Regions from separate parts of the Mus musculus genome. Here region 2 is linked to region 1. Evidence: chromatin loops called from intact Hi-C (ENCODE). Cell type or tissue: heart. All regions are shown on one strand.

Region 1 (2,500 bases):
GCAACGACGGCATTTTCATGCTGGCCTTTTTCAGTAAGTGACCTTGTCCTAGTACTCTACTTTATATAAATATTTAAAATAACTGAAGAAAAAAATACTACTAACATGAGTATACCTCACTTAAAGTGTAAATTGCATAAGCATTTGTTAGGTAATTTTGATTGCAACCATTATGGTCGATTGCAGGGGAAAAGGCAGAAGGAGAATTTAAAAGAACTGTTGCTGACCATCTAAGACTGTGGGCATATATACAGTGCACTCTGCTGTAGGCATGCACACAGTGAACTCTGCCTGTCTGCTTTGGACGCAAAAGACTTCTTTTTCAGTGGCCTTGAGCCAGAAGGGTTGGGGAAGGGGAAACTCTGTAAGCCCAAAGCAGTGTCACAGAGGTGTGACAGTTAGAAGACTAAACGTCATACAAATTATGTGACTTACATAGCAGATTTAAACTGTGAGGGAAGACTGTGTCATGTATTTGTTATTCCCTAACACAGTGATTAGCATGAATTAAATTCTTTGATAAATATTAAGGCATGCAGCAAATTGTTTAAATGGCTAAAGCCAGTATTACACCTAATGCTCAGTGAAAATGTATTAGGTTATGTGTGGCTTATTCTAGGGTAAAATGAGAAACCGTTTACTTATGTAAAATGATCGCCCAAATTCAAAACTAGAGAATCACTCTTCAGGTGTTGAACTGCTTTTAGTCTGGAGGTCGGCTTATCCCTTTCCCAGTTGGACAGGCTCCGTGCTTCTCTTCATGTCATCTGTGCAACCACAGAAGTGCGTGAGGAGTGGCAGGCAGTACGCTTTTCTTTTCCAACTGAGTTTATAGTTACGTTGCTATCCAGTATGTGCAGTATATAAGTATTAAGCTTGTCTTGCAGTTTTAATTGGGTAAGGTAGAGCCAAGGAAAAGGCAGCAAATTCATTGGTTTCAGATGGCTGCTTACTGATGCTTTTGTACTGTTAGTCTAGTGAACCTTAGTTTTAATCTTTGATTTTTATTCAACTAGGAAACTTCCATTTTGATATCAGATTCCTCACATCTTTTGTTTACATAAGGGATATCCTTTCTTTGTTAACATCTGTCCAGAACCTTGGGACCCTGCAGGTGGCTCCCTTGCCATGGCCAGGGTTGGGAGCCCCTAACCCGTGCTGTGCAGGTGTGGCAGCTGCCTGTGGGTCCCTGGAGCGAGCTACGGCTCCTCGAGCTGACTGAGGAGCTTAGGTCATTTCCTTTACCCATGGCTTTATTTAATATGTGTCTTTTAGAGTTTGCTCAGTGACAGTATATTGGTTTATATAAATATATATATATATATATATATTCATGGATTTTGTACAGAATTTCCAGATTTTAGTAAAATTCCGTGAAATTATATTTTTACAAGTTATTTCTGTTTTACAAATACTTCATAAATAGTAAAAAAAAATTGATTCTTTTTTGTTTGTTTTTGGTATGCAAGAGCCTGGTTTGATAAACATAGATTTGTTTGTAATTACTACCATCTAGTGGTTACTCTCCAGACTGCAACTGGGTTTATATTTCATGCTTATACTGGCTTTAATAGAGAGCTTATGTCTTTTTTTTTTCTCCTTTCCTTTCCTTTTTCCTTTTTCCTTTTTCCTTTTTCCTTTTTCCTTTTTCCTTTTTCCTTTTTCCTTTCTTTTCTTTTCTTTTCTTTTCTTTTTTTTTTTCGAGACAGGGTTTCTCTGTGTAGCCCTGGCTGTCCTGGAACTCACTCTGTAGACCAGGCTGGCCTCAAACTCAGAAATCCACCTGCCTCTACCTCCCAAGTGCTGGGATTAAAGGCGTGCACCACCGCTGGAGAGATGGCTCAGTTGTTAAGAGCAGTAATTGCTCTTCCGAAGGTCCTGAGTTCAAAACTCAGCAACCACATGGTGGCTCAAAACCATCTGTAATGAGATCTGATACCCTCTTCTGGAGTGTCTGATGACAGCTACAGTGTACTTACATATAATAAATAAATAAATAAATAAATAAATAAATAAATAAATCTTTAAAAAATTTCTTTTTTTTTTTTTAGAAAATAGAGAACTTATTATAAGTTAAGCATTTCAGGCTCCATTTCTGCAAACAACATCACAGAAAATATAAGATTTTTAATAAAAATCTTTAATAGGTTCAATTCTTGACTTTTCTACTTACATTTATCTTTTTGCTTAACTCATGTAATGTTCAAAGAGATTTACAGTTAAATTTAGTGACATAATTCCATTTTCACGTAGAGAGAATAAAAGGAAAGAAGTGTGCGCATCTCTGAATAATGTTTAGCAAGAGTGTTAGAAGTAATCTCACTCAGGCAGTATCATAAAGTGCCTCCTAAACAAAAAGTGGTAAGAGAATACAATAGGAGTTGCCTGTCAGTTAATTCTCGATGGATCCAGTGGGTAACTGACCTGCTTGGAAATGACCTTGAATGCTAGTGCTTTCAGATGTGGTAGATCGTCTTGTGAAACTTTCCCTTCAAGGTTC
Region 2 (2,500 bases), 480 kb before region 1:
GGACGGATAGGCAGACAGAACTTATGCCCCAAGTCTGAGTGCCAGGAACAGCTTATAACGAAACCCTTTTTGTTGAGAACAAACAAGCGTGGAAACAGCGAATCACTGGGAAACAGAACTACACCGAGGGGCATCGGAAAACAAGGAGCTGTGTGTTCAGTCTCCCTCCTGAATAAGGAAGAGACACATTCAAAACGGCACAACACACAAGTTGATCTTACTCCTAGTTAGAAGCTGCCTAATTCTAGAAACCTCCCTTCTCAGTTTCAAAAGAGATGGCGACGTTTGCTAACGTGCGCTGGTTGTGACCAAACACTGATCATTGTTCAGCATCACTGACAAAGCTTCTGGTGTCTCTTAAACTCATTTTCACAAAACCCAAGGATAATCTTTCCTTTCTTTGAGTGAAAAAAACAAAACAAAACAAAACCACTCTTAGATTTCATTTTGGTATAGAGAAATGTTATGTAAATCAAGTATTTGCCATATTTGAAATGTTGGCCATTCTTTAAAAATAATACACATGTATATTTTGTTAATTGAAAAAAAAACAACTAAACTTTCCTGGTGAATGGATATAAAGGTAGTTTCTTTTTCATATGATAGTCACATATCACACATATGCAAAACTCAAGTTTTGTAGGCTTGTTTGTAGGCTTTGTTAACCAACTGCTTCTTGCGGGGAAATAATTAGGGTTTTACTCAAATCTTTCTAAGGCATAAAGCAAAATAAGGATGAAGAAAAGAGCTATACACTAGAGGACTTGCCTAGTATGCACAGGCATATCCATAACACCACAAAAAGTTTTTAAAATATCACAAAAACGATTTTTAAATAGTTAGATTTCATTTTGTCTAGATATAAAGGCTCATGCCTGTGATTCGACCATTCAGGACACTACAGGGTCATTGCCACGAGTCGGAGGCCAGTTTGGTCTACAAAATGAGTTACCTAGCCATCTAGGCTGCAGCGTGAGATCTTGTCTCAAAAAACTAGCAAATCAAGTGTGTGTGTGTGTGTGTGTGTGTGTGTGTGTGTGTGGTTGTTGTTTGCACACATGTGCGAGTGTTTAAAAGAACAAAGAGAGCAAATAATAAAAATAAGCAGTTTCCTATTTCCAGACATGGAAAAGATATTGTATGAGTTGTGAACAGTCACAAAAACATAAATAAACATACAGAGTCCAAGAAGCAGTTATCTTTATAAATAAATCTGCTTAGATTCAACATTGCCGCTGACAGTCCTTGGTCAATGTTAAGACCGCGCCACCTTCTGGTCATAATGTGTATGACAAGTGCTCATGTTTACAGACTAGCATTTCTGCTTTATGTAAAACTTATATTGAAGGAAAACAACAAACACGCGACTTGTGCAGTTTCTTCTCCCTGGGGAATGCAGTGCGATGAGAACACAATCCCTAAATGTACTCCAGTGGCTATTGTTCTTGAAAATCCAAGTTTGCTTTTGAGCTCGCTCTTCTGTAATGGTTCACGACAGACCATAAACAGCCAGACAGGGCTGCGAATTTAAGAGCAAGAGGGTTTGGTTGTCTGTCTTTTCCCTAGTTGTTATTCTCTGAACTTCTTAGAGCCTGCGAAATCCTGCTTCAACAAGAGGAGTCAGGCCTCTGCCAGTCAGGGGAGGCAGATGGGGGCTGTGCCATGCCTCTCCAAAGCTACACAATAAAAAACACACAGGCTAATTTCTGAACAACTGTTACCACATTACTGTGGCCAAATGATGACTCTGGGAATTATATTCTGCTTACATTCCTCCATAGTTAGAGTTAGATCGATGATGTCGCTGTGGCCTTCAACGTCCTGGCTATAAATGAAAGGCGAAAATGGAATAGTTTTGATACCAAGCTGGACACCCCAGCTATGGAAGTTTTGGAGATCCTATGACCTGCAATTCCATAATACTTCTTTCATAGTTTGCATTTGAAAAGATAATCACAGAGGAAAGGCCTGTTCCCATGTGTGTAGCTTTGGGATGTGTATATCTTAATCAAAAATGTATCAGAAGCCCTGAAATCTTATACGCATGAATATGTATGAAGACGCAAGTGCGTTGATGGAGTCAGTAAACTTACTTCAGTGTTCTTCAACTTTCTCAGCAGAGATTGTTTAAGATTTCTGGGGCACACAGCCTGGTAACCTGTCTGCTGCCCATGTCTGTGTGCCAGCACTACCCTGTACCTACGCATGTCCAGCCCTAAAACAAAACTGAATGTAGACACCAATGCCCACACAGCACTGCGGTTTTGCTGTAGCCATCAAGAGCTTTTCCTTAACATTCTATTTCACTTTGACCCTGTTGGCCAAAATTCATTTCTCTAATATTAAATTGGCTTCTGAATCTATGACTTAAGGAATAGGGGAGTGGTTAGGGGGAAAGAAAGATACAGGCTAAATTAGAAATACAAAGTCTTTCTCTGCAAAGTCGTCGGCTTTCATTGGCGTTGAGGTTTGCTCTATATAAAATTTGATTATGAAGAAT

What was found. Hi-C counts contacts between places; a loop is a spot of excess contacts. Peaks named below come from ENCODE experiments on the same cell type or tissue, not always from the same donor. Only the 100,000 strongest peaks of a DNase experiment are listed, where the experiment ranks them.
Region 2: a loop joins it to region 1, with 5 times the contacts of the local background. A loop is called at or near these places in 4 of 42 quality-filtered maps.

What each region holds. Positions count from the first base shown.
Region 1 is chr14:105,294,860-105,297,359 of GRCm38, forward strand. Ndfip2 (Nedd4 family interacting protein 2) reads left to right here. Exons shown (of 8, transcript NM_029561.5): 4 at 1-33. Among named protein-coding and RNA genes, the nearest start is that of Gm24207, 19 kb to the left of the region's middle. In heart, a CTCF peak has its summit at 1,517 (motif pointing left); no DNase peak of the experiment used is centred here.
Region 2 is chr14:104,812,908-104,815,407 of GRCm38, forward strand. The region is part of intron 2 of D130009I18Rik (RIKEN cDNA D130009I18 gene); the gene reads left to right. Among named protein-coding and RNA genes, the nearest start is that of Gm24280, 160 kb to the right of the region's middle. In heart, a CTCF peak has its summit at 1,279 (motif pointing left); no DNase peak of the experiment used is centred here.